2 separate regions of the Homo sapiens genome follow, and region 2 is linked to region 1. Evidence: read pairs that join two places in POLR2A ChIA-PET (ENCODE). Cell type or tissue: Panc1. All regions are shown on one strand. Each heading gives the region's core, and the rest is flanking DNA. Links, peaks and the distances in the headings are about the cores only.

Evidence for each region. ChIA-PET counts read pairs that join two places held together with the same protein. Peaks named below come from ENCODE experiments on the same cell type or tissue, not always from the same donor. Only the 100,000 strongest peaks of a DNase experiment are listed, where the experiment ranks them.
Region 2: POLR2A ChIA-PET joins it to region 1 with 8 read pairs; 2 of 35 experiments call an interaction of 5 or more read pairs at or near these places.

What each region holds. Positions count from the first base shown.
Region 1 is chr3:172,440,454-172,446,484 of GRCh38, forward strand. GHSR (growth hormone secretagogue receptor) reads right to left here. Exons shown (of 2, transcript NM_198407.2): 2 at 2,838-5,012. The coding sequence ends at 4,708. Among named protein-coding and RNA genes, the nearest start is that of GHSR, 5.0 kb to the right of the region's middle. In Panc1, for the core only: no CTCF peak of the experiment used is centred there; no DNase peak of the experiment used is centred there; H3K27me3 peaks cover 1,970 bases.
Region 2 is chr3:172,685,717-172,691,747 of GRCh38, forward strand. All of the region lies in intron 1 of NCEH1 (neutral cholesterol ester hydrolase 1), which reads right to left. Among named protein-coding and RNA genes, the nearest start is that of NCEH1, 22 kb to the right of the region's middle. RefSeq lists an enhancer at 3,691-4,190. In Panc1, for the core only: no CTCF peak of the experiment used is centred there; no DNase peak of the experiment used is centred there; H3K27ac peaks cover 445 bases.

The DNA.
Region 1 (6,031 bases), core at 1,029-5,028:
GGAAAAAATAGAACTAAATCTGAGACAAGAGTAGAGGTAAAATATTCCAGACACCAAGTTTTGTAACTAAGTGGAAGAAGTCAGCCATATGCTTTAAAAATACATTTATTAGGCAATTGTTTGGTTGAGAACACTCAAAGGAAGGAATACCTATGTGTAGTTGCATACAACAGGTACATGAAAGCTATCGTAAACTCTTCATTGACATTCAGAAAAATCCCTAAAGAAAAAGAATTGCAAATCAAAACATCATCAGTAACATCTATGACAAATCAACCAAGTATGAAATTCTATGCAGATATGGAATACCTCATATATCAGTGAAACAGGGGACTAGGCTGTTTGGACATATATATACGAACAAGTGTTTTTCTTTTTCCTTCCTTTTTTTTTTTTTTTTTTTGAGACAGAGTCTTGCTCTGTCACCCAGGCTGGAGTGCAGTGGTGTGATCTTGGCTCACTGCAAGCTCCGCCTCCTGGGTTCAAGCGATTCTCCTGCCTCAGCCTCCTGAGTAGCTGGGATTAAAGCCACCCGCCACCATGCCCGGCTAATTTTTGTATTTTTTAGTAGAGACAAGTGTTTTCTAGTATACTAAACCTATAGTGGTAAAAGTGAAAAAGATAAATGTTTTTGTTGTTTGAGCAGAGAAATGTTTTGGACTTAAGATGTTAAACACACAAAAAATCTTTCAAACCATTCTTCTTCAAAGCTTTCTCTGTGGCTGGGGGCGAGAGGAATTCTGGAAAGAATAGTCGTACCCATTTTGGTGGAACTTCCTGAACGTTTACACGAGGCATGATTTTTGAGAGATTTATTGGCTTGCCAGCTTTGAGTGTAGTTGCTAGTTCCTTGAGCAAATGTATATCCTGTGTCATAGCATAAAATATTAATTGGAATTCCAGCAAATATCCAGATAGTTGGGAGGGGAATAGACATGGCAGCCTTTTTTGCTTAAGGATGGTGACAATTCTGTCAACAAAAAGCTAGCCTCTAGCATCCTGCAAGTTGGAGTTCAAAAGAGAAAATACAAAAACAAGCCTCATCCAAACTTTCCCCCTCACCTGCTTCAAACTCAGATTCTTGTCAAGACTAACATGATTGAATTCATTTAATGTGAATAAATAAGTGATGTTAGCTTAAAACAGCATCTATCACTAGCACATTCTTTTCTACTGATTTCGACCAGACGTTCATTCTCTAGATAAAAAATATTTATGTTGTGAATTCACTGAATTAACATCGGTCACTAATCACCCAGTTAAGTTACAATCGTATATATTCTGGCTGGTGTTGCAATTTAAATTGCCAAAAAAATAGGCTAATCATTAGCTAATGAACTATATTAGACATGGTTTGTCTGTTAATGACATTATCTTTATCCTTTAATGACATTATTTACAAGAGATTCAGTGTTTGTGAAAGCAGAAAGCTCTATTCACTCATTGTGACAAGAAATTTTGACACGTAAATATGTATGTCATGTTTTAAAGATATACATACTACTTTTTAAAAGACAGGAGAGTCTTTCAGGCACCAAACTTGCAAAAAATCTCACAGTTTTTTTTAACAGCATAATTCAAGTATATGAGTAAATAAAAAAATAGAAAAAAAAGTTAAAACTGCCAGTGTGGAACTAAAAATTATAAAATGCTTGTAATGATATGAGATTCTTAATAAAAGTATTGGCATGAAAAAGTGGAAATTCAAGTCAAATCGCATCACAACAACATGCACTGCAATAAAAAGTTTACTATAAAATGATTTTCAAGGTGTGGCCGGGCACTAGAGGTGTTTCTAAATCTCATTACAGTGAAACTTCTAATTTTGAGTAACTCATGGCAATGAATGTTTAAAGCAATCATTTAAAAGTTCTTACTTATACAACAGTTACTCCCTGTAATGAAAATGATCCAACACTTGATTATGTGCCACAGTGTAAGGTGTGGTGACAAACACCTCATTGCTCGATAACCAGGAAAATGGAAACACAGAGTAAAAAAAGATCACTTTACTTTCCCTACATTAATGAAGAATGTGTTGAGTGTAATTACTGCTAGCAGACACATTAACTGTGTCTACAGAATTGACCAGTTGTTGGAGGAACAGCCCATCTTGAATTTATTTTGAGCCAAATACACAGCAACACAATGGGATGAACAGCCAGCCCCTTGATCCAGTGTCAACCGGAGATGTTTATTTCACAATTTAAAGAAGTTATCAGTTGCCTGCTGCAACAAAACACACAAGTGATTGTGAGCTCCTTAAGGATAAAATCCTTGGCTTATTAATTGTTAGAGTTTAGAACATGTCAGGCACATACTAAATGCTTATGAAATGATGGACTTTTACAAACAATACTCCTCAGTTAAGTTCCTCTTTTCCCTGAGTCTTAAATGATTTAAGGAGTATGATAAAATAAAGAAGTTACAAACAATAAAAAGGCAATGGTATAAGAGGACAAATTAAAGATCTCTTCCTCTAAACATATTCTCTGAGTTTCCAGATTAATACCACTGAAGGACAATGGTGGTCCCTACTACATTAACTACTCCCTGGAGGTGAATTAGGCCAAGACTAGACATAAACCCAGAAGAGAGGAGGCTAAGCAATGAATTAGAAGTTGGGATTGTTTTCCCCCAAAGCAATCAGCTGTGTGATGGAGGTCAAGGTTTTCTTGTTTGTTTCCTCTCAAGTAGGATGTATCTGTAGACAAAAATTCTAAGGCTTCAGGAAGCTGAACTACCTCTTTTGGATTTATTGGGCCCTCTCCGGGACAATAATGTTTAATGCCCTAATTAGTATCCCATGAACTTAAATGGGTCAGTGTTTTTTTTTTTTTAATATTGATGCACTCTTAGGAATTAACTACATAATCAGCTTGCTAGTGTTCTGTATTTAGACCACATTGGTGGTGCAGTTTTAGTGTCAGAACGAATCTCAGAAATATTTTTCTAGAGAAATGATTCTAATTATGATTGTGTTTGGATGTTTCCAAACTAAATAATCAATCGATTATTTCATCATGATTATCTTTCTTTTTGATGAAGGAAAAAACAGTCATGGCAGGAATTTCCCTAAATGGTTCCATCCATTCCATAGTTGTGAACCAATAACTTCATGAAGGAACTGCTTATATGACTAAGTATTGCACAGGATTATGAAAAAGTTATTTTTGGGTTAATACCTTTAGTATGCAAAGAGTTGACTGTATAGGAAGCAATGTCAATATAAATGAAAATTATATACTTATAACCAAATGTATAATATTTAGTTGAAGATGTCTATTCATTCATAATTAGAATTAAGAGAGGGTCTGGAAGTCCAAGTAATCATATCTATCAGATAAGCAATGGGATATAAGCAGCAAAACTAATTTGGAGACAGGACACAGCATAGACATTTAAAAATAAATGGCTATAAGATTTTTGAAAGTTTTTAATATCAATAAGCAGTAGCATTTAGGGGATTCTCAGTTTTTCACATAAGCCTGCCTTCATCACTTGAAAAATTTCTATATTCATTAACTTTCTTGTAATCTTGCCAGAGCACGTTACAAATTGTTCCCTTATTCACAAATCGAAGCCTTATAATTGACTTCAAAATTTTTGTTAAGCCATATGAGGCAGTTTGTGATTACCCATAATTGTTTTAAAAAGTTTCATTTCCTGAATATTAACACATGCAACTCAACTTAATTTAAAAATGTATGTTACACATTTCATATTCATTCTCTTCTGAGCATACAGAACAGGACATTTAGGTGTGATTTTTAGTATTCATCACTCTAAAATTCTGCTGTGTGAACATCACTATAAAAACATTTTAGGGAAACAGTATTTATTTTTAAACATTTCATATAAGGTGAATGATAAGTTTTGTATATACTCTAGAGCTGTACTGTTCTGAGTGGTAACCTCGAGCTACTGGATACTTGAAATGTGACTAGTGCAACTGAAGAACTGAATTTTTAACTTTAATTAATTTTAAGTTTAAAGGTTTACCGTTGTTTCAGTTACTGGAAAACTTTTAAGTGTGCTTAGACAACTTAGATTGTTGAATCTACTTTTTATCTGTAAATTTTATGAAATCTAAATACATCAAATATTACCAATGAAAACTTAGTGTCCAAATTGAGGGTTTCTGTAAGTGTAAAAAGCATGCCAGATTTCAAAGACTTAGTGTGAAAAAAAAGAATGTAAATTCCTTTTTAATAATTTTTGTACTGATTGCTCACGTGCCTCATGTTATATTTCTCTTGGATAGCACTGCTCTAGAGCTTTATGAAAATAGCTAGTTTTTAAAAGTTACATTTTAAATTTTGTATTGTAATGTCATTCTTTTAACCAAATAATTTTGATCATTATGAAAAAGCAAAGCAAATTTGTATTTACCTACCAAGAAGTGCCCTAATTGCTCACTCTGCTCTTCCTCCTTTCTCTGAATTGCAAAGCCCTCACCAGCACCCGCAGCAGAATGCAAAATCATAGACAGTGAATATGCAGAAATAGTGTATGAGAGCACTGATAATTGTGCGATCAAATCAAACTGCTCACACCCTACAAATGATATCTTTTTTCCCTCCCAGATGTTTCTGGATCTATGTGTTCCTAATTCCAAAATTAACCTTCAGCTTCCTCCCAAGTTCTGCTGTGCTATGTCTTCCGGTTTAGAGTAATAAGCGGTGACTGTACTCGCAATGTGCTAGGTCATGTATTAATACTAGATTCTGTCCAGGCCCGAGAACTTTCATCTTTCAGAGTGGAGAGCTTTCTCTGGGAGAAGGGTTCGAATCCCAGAAGTCTGAACACTGCCACCCGGTACTTCTTGGACATGATGTTGTACAGAATGGGGTTGATGGCAGCACTGAGGTAGAAGAGGACAAAGGACACGAGGTTGCAGTACTGGCTGATCTGAGCAATCTCCAAGGAGCCAGGCTCAAAGGATTTGGAAAATAAATATCGCCCTACGTGGAAGGGGAGCCAGCAGAGGATGAAGGCAAACACCACTACAGCTAAAAGGACAATGGGAGAGAGATAGTCAGCTCAAGAAATGTCACAGCAAATCACATTCTATTTTTAAGACTTTGTTTTTGTTTCATGGTCTATGACCATTGACTTCAGAGAAACATTGTGTCCTGCTCTTCCTGTTCCAACATTTTAACAAAGATTCAGTCTGTCTGGACCAACAGTTCAACAATTTTTACTGAGCTCCCCAGTCATTTCTATTTAACAACTATCTGAGTGATTTTGTACTGAGTTGACACATTGACTCAACTGACTAGACCATTTATTCACAATAGTCCAGCAGTTTTTATGTGTTAGACACAACAGACACACTTACGAGGTAAAGTGGTTGTACTCAACCATAGCTGTGTATCCGAGTCTCCTGGGGCACTTTTTAAAACAATGCAGATTCCTTGGATGTAGTATAGACTCAGTCAATTTAAATCTCTAAGAGGGCGATCAGGACATATGTTTTATCTTCTCTTTTTTTTTTTTAAGTTTCACAGAGGATTGAATATACAGTTAGGATTAAGAATCACTGAGATGAATGATTCTATGCCACTTACAATAGACATAAGTAAGGCTATTATTAAACCAACTCATATAAATTATCATCCATCCAAGTCTTCATTTTGCCTATGTAAGATAATTTTTAATGATGTCTAAATGTTTAGATTGTTTTAAATTCAGAAATCAGGGAAAAATAATAACAAATAATTTTTTAGTCGTTGTAACACTTTAGTGATCCCCTTCAAATTGTCAAGGAAGAAGAAAGTTAACATTGGTGTTGAGACACCAATGAAGAAATTAATGGCTTGAAAATAAAATTGGAGGAAATTATTAAACTTATCCTTAAAACTAAGTTGTATAGTAGCAACTTAACTGCCACAGTAACAATGTGACTCTCGTAGGTGAGAGCTTAGGATCCCTTGGAGGACACTAGCAGGTTTATAACCTATGAGTCATATCACGAGAATCACCGGTCCAGAAAATAAAATCTTTGACATTCCTTGAATAAACTCTATCA
Region 2 (6,031 bases), core at 923-4,922, 250 kb after region 1:
CACTCTTCTGTTCCATCTGTTCCCCTAGACCTAGAAGTAGAGCATCATTCTAAATCCTCACCACGTGCAACCTTGTTAGACAAGTACGACAACCAGATCTCTGACCTCTCTTTGACATCTCTGGCTTTCCAGGCTTTTGTAGCCTTTTTACCAACTTAGAATTTTAGAATGTCAGAGCTGGAAGGAAAACTACAGAGCAGCCTTTCCCAAACATTCTACAGAACAGCAGATGGAGGACACAACTTTGCAATGAGAGCAGGCTGAAGAGTTCTGAGATCTGTGATTCACTCAGCTCAGGAAATTGCTGCCCAGCAATTCTCCTCTCAGAGATTCACAATGCACGTCAGCTTTTGAAACACACTGACAAGTCCCAGCAGGCGGTGAGAAATTTACTTAACTCTGCTTAAACTTTAGTCTTTTCACAACTCTTCACATCCCTTGAGACTGCTTTGGGAAGGCCTTGCCTAGCCCCCTTGTTTTACAGATGAAGACTGAGTCCATCCTTGACATGAGTAACCAATGTCCTGCTCTATATATTGGGGCCAGGGCTCCAACCCAGCTGAGTCCCAGCCCAGAGCATCCTCTTGAAGTATTTCTCCTCTGCTGGATCCAGTTCTTTCCGGTCTTCCGCACACCAAATACCCAACACTTCACCTGGTACTACACATAGTGTATTCACATAGTGACTAGTGTTCACACAGTGTAAAAGATGTCCACATAGTGTGTATTTCTGTGGGGGACAGAAGGGTGGATGCTTGCTCTTATTTCAGCTTGATCTTACGTCCAATTGTATAGGACATAGGACTGTACTGATTTTGCTTGCATAAGTTCTATGTGATGCTCGATACTGGGATGTGGACATGCAAAGCCATCCCAATGATCTAAGAGGTTCCAAGGGACTAGAGGAATAAGCCCAGAGTATCCTGAAGGAGATTTGAGGTGAAGGCTCTTCACATGGGCATCCTAGGTTTTATGCAAAAGTGGCGGGTGATCCTGGGCCCTTCCAGAAATGTGGTAGTACATGCTAAACTTTCCGCACTTCCTTTGCATTTTCTCCTAACTTCATAACCAGCTTCCCGTTTTCTCACTTTTCCTATTGTCTTTCTCACACCAAGTTTTCCTAGTTGATTCCAGAGGCCTTCATGTGCCAGGAATCAAGGTCTCTTCCCCATTTTTTCTTGGGGGAGGGAGAGCTAGGAAGGACTAACATGTAGGAGTTTTAAGAAAGTGGAAAACATGCTTTGCCTAAAAAGAAGTGGGCTGGAAGTTACGCAAACAGCTTGCTGCTTTTCTGTTTGGGCATCTCCTGAACAACTGTACAGTTAACGGACAATAATGGTGAGAATTAAAGGGTGGGTGACAGAAGCTTTCACTGATGAGAGATAGCCTGTACTCCTTTAATCCAACCAAATAGGCCTACTTCCCAAACATGCAGCTTGGTTTTGTTGATGGTTTATTTTCTTCTCCTCTATCACCCATGCCACCCGCTTCTCTTGGCCCCTGCGTGATACTATTCTGACCCATTCTTCAAGGTACAGCTTCAATCTGAACCTTTGTAATACCATCCTGGCTCAGTTTTCACCCCTTGGAGTTCACAGCCTTGTACTGCCCATTTGAAAATCACCCATGTACTGACGGCCTCCTAACGTCTCTAGGCTTATGTTCCTGATTATTTTTGCTTGCTGCACAATATCTTTCATCTTCTCAAATAGATTCTGAATCTCTGAAGCACAGGAACCATTTGCAACACTTGTAAAAATGAAAGTAATTCAATAAATATTTATTACATGAAACATTAAATGAGCTTTCTGTAGAATATAGGTCATAAACTCATGTCTTCAAGGACCAGGGCAACTAATGGAAATGAGTAAAACAGGTGTAATATCAGGGAGTAGGGAGTCTTGTGGTAAACTAGAGAAACAATGCCCTCAGAAAGCAGCTGCTGCTCAGCCACAGGCGATTACATGACACAGAGATGCTGGCCTAGTGTTGCCAGATGGCAATTTTTCAAGAGAAGTAGAAAGCCCAGATTGTGTGAAATACCTGTAATTTTCGGTGTTGGCAATGAGTTAAAAAATGTTTAATATGCAATGTGGGCCAAAAATAACATGTGCAGGTCAGTCTCTGGCTGTCAAGCTGGCTGTTTGAAAGTTTGATCACATCGTTTCATACAAACAATAATATGCATAATTGACAGTGTTCTAGCCCCTAACCTGGACAACAAACAGAACCAAGGCATAAAATTAGAAATTTGATTGTTCAGTTTTATTTTGAATTTTAAATTATGTTAATGCATAGAAACAGTTTAATTAGAGAACAATGAAAATGGACATGGAGGCCGTGCACAGTGGCTCACGCCTGTAAACCCAGCACCTTGGGAGGCTGAGGCAGGTGGATCACCTGAGGTCAGGAGTTCGTGACCTGCCTGACCAACATGGTGAAACCCCGTCTCTACTAAAAACACAAAAATTAGCGTGGTGGTGGGTGCCTGTAATCCTGGCTAGTCAGGAGGCTGAGGCACAAGAATCGCTTGAATCTGGGAGGCGGAGGTTGCAGTGAGCCGAGATCACGTCACTGCACTCCAGCCTAGGCAACAAGAGCGAAACTCCACCTCAAAAAAAAAAAAAAAAAAAAAAGAAAATGGACATGGAGATTACGGAGACTCTAAAGGAATTTATTGGATCTTCTCAAGCTGACGCACTTGTTTCTTTTTAAGATTTCTTTTCCCTTCAAAACAGATTTTATTTTCCTTGATTTGAGTATAGTCTTGTCAGAGGTAATTATGGTCACTCTTGGGGGAAATAACAAAAGAAATGGAAGGATTAATTTTTCTGAGATCATTACTGGGTTGGAGTTAGAAGATTAAAGGAAAATAGATGAGATGATATCATATTTATATAAGATATGTATTTTTAATATCTTTATATGAAAGAAAGTCCAAGTGGCCTAAATGCTGTCCTCCTCACCCTTCACCAGGATAGCACTATCTACACTCAAATACCAGGAAGTAGGCTATTTATAACAGTGTTACGATAGGTGTCCAGTACTGTGCTAAGGGTCACAGGCAATGCTACAAGGTGTTGGCCCTTGTCCTTGGGGCTGACAGGTTAAACTCTTGGTGGTAACTTACAGACGCTCTGGACATGCAGGATTCTACAACCCAAGCAGGGGTGGAAGCTGACAATCCTCACATAAACTGAAAAACCAAAGCAACTTTCAGAGCACGTAAATGTCTTCACCTTTGCAAATGAGTTGGGAATTCACATATGCGATCTAATGTGGCTACCACTGACTAAACTTTTGTTTTGTTCTAAACAGCAGAACTGTTTTCAGAGACTTTGGTTTACTCCTTGACTACCCTTAGCGGGGACAAATGCTCCTTGCCTGAAGCTGAATTTGATTTCTGGAAAAGCCAAAGTTCTTCTAGGTAATAAGTTGTAGTAAAGCTGAGGATTTCATTTTGTTCATAACAAGCAAGACTATAAAGCAATAAGACCGATATTCACATGTACCTCATGAAATGACTTGGAGTAACTTTTTTTTTTTTTTTTTTTTTTTTGGGATGGAGCTTCGCTCTTGTTGCCCAGGCTGGACTGCAATGGCGTGATCTCAGCTCACCGCAACCTCCGCCTCCCGGGTTGAGGCAATTCTCCTGCCTCAGCCTCCCAAGTAGCTGGGACTACAAGCGCCCGCCTAATTTTTGTAGTTTTAGTAGAGACAGGGTTTTACCATATTGGCCAGGGTGGTCTCAAACTCCTGACCTCAGGTGATCTACCCGACTCGGCCTCCCAAAGTGCTGGGATTACAGGCATGAGCCACCACACCTGGCCCTTGTATTTCAAAATTAGCCAGGCGTGATGGCACGAGCCTGTAATCCCAGCTACTTGGGAGGCCGAGTCGGGTAGACCACCTGAGCGCCAGGAGGCGGAGATTGCAATGAGCTGAGATTGTACCACTGCACTCCAGCCTGGAGTGACAGCCTGGGTGACAGAGCCAAACTCCATCTCAAAATAAAAAAAAAAGCCCCTGTATTTCCCTTCTCAGGGTAGTATAGTAAAATTGGAAAGACTGAGAGTAAAATAGACCATTTTATAATCTCTTTGTAGCCACTTGCCAGCTGTATGAGGTGGGGGAAAATGTTTAACCCCTCAAGCATTTTTTTATTTTTTATTTTTTATTATTTTATTTATTTATTTTTTTTTTTTGAGACGGAGTCTCACTCTGTCGCCCAGGCTGGAGTGCAGTGGCACGATCTCGGCTCACTGCAAACTCCGCCTCCCGGGTTCACGCCATTCTCCTGCCTCAGCCTCCCAAGTAGCTGGGACTACAGGCGCCCGCCACCATGCCCGGCTAATTTTTTGTATTTTTAGTAGAGACGGGGTTTCACCATGTTAGCCAGGATGGTCTCAATCTCCTCACCTCGTGATCCACCCGCCTCGGCCTCCCAAAGTGCTGGGATTACAAGCGTGAGCCACCGCACCCAGCCAAGCATTTTTTTAAATGAACATTTCTTTAAGAATACAGAGTATGAACGCAGGAATTATGCTTGCTTACTGCTCTTTCCCCAGAATAGTGCTGGTGCAAAGTGATATGCAATAAATATTCATTGAAGGAATGAACAAGAATTTTAATGTCAACTCTTTTCAAAGAGATTCCAATTAAACAAGGTAACCATTTAAGCCACTGAAGTAACAAGTTAAAAAAATCGATTACAATTGTTCTGGAAAAGTGTGTAGCAAAATCAACATTCTTGCACATTGCTATTAGCCATATAAATTGGAAAATAACTTGGAAATATGTAATAGGACCTGCAAAAATATTTACAGCCTTTGATCTAGTAGTTCTACTTTTTAGGAATCTTCTGAGGGAAATCCTAAGAAACAGATTATACAATATGTCCACTGTAACATTATTTATGGTGGCAAGTAACTAAACAGTCTAAATTTTTGGTAATAGGAGAATAGTTAGGTTTAAAAATGACACAAGCTCTAATGCATCCATTACAAAAGATGGAAATAATATGCAGTAATTTGACAAATCCTTCTGTTAGAATTCTAATGTTAATAGTGCATATTCAACCTAACAAAAACAAAACATACACAAAAAGAAACAGTGGTTGTGTTAAGGTGAGATTATAGGTAATTTTTTTTTCTATTTTCCAAAATTTCTATAGCATGATTATCTACCTTTTATAATAAAATAATTCAGTTCTAATTTGCTAAAGAAATTATGCTTCTGTGGGGAAATTTTTAAAGCAGCTATGACATCCAGGGATTATGTAACTTAAACATTGTCTACTCCCTGACATCCACACACTGCCCAAACACCCTTTACCTACTCATATTCCTATATTTTGCTTCTTTGTACACACTTTGCTTACACAACTTGTCTGTCTTGTCTGGGCAGTAGATACTTTCTCCAAACATAGAGCGGGCTGGACTGTAGGATTCCATTTGTTACTGAAATTTCTTCTGCTTCCCCTCATGACCAAACCCCAGTCCATCCTTCAGTATCCATGTCAGACATCCCTTCCTCTATGGTGCCCTATCCAACTCATCCCTCAGACCATCACTCCTGCCTTTGTGCTCTCTAGTTTAAGCTTTTACTTTTAAAACTTGTTGCATTATCATTATGAGCTTCTAGATCTCTCCTTCATTTTTGTTCCCCTAGGTTTAGCATACACCTCTTACATAATTTGTATTCAATATAATTGTGAATATGAGTGACTTTCGGTCACTCATCAATCTATTCACTCACTCAGCAAATATGTGAGTGTTTACTTTGTGCCAGGTACTTTTAGGAGTTGTGCACACAGTGGGGAAGTCCACAGACAAGCCCCTCCCCTCCAGAGCTTTCAGCCAGGCAGTGGAGATGGAATTACTTAGGAGTAATTAAACAAATCCAGTGACAGGAAGAACTGGCAAATGAGGGTAAAGAAAGAACAGGGTGCTGGCCGGGCGCGGTGGCTCACGCCTGTAATCCCAGCACTTGGGGAGGCTGAGGCAGGCGGATCATGAGGTCAGGAGATCGA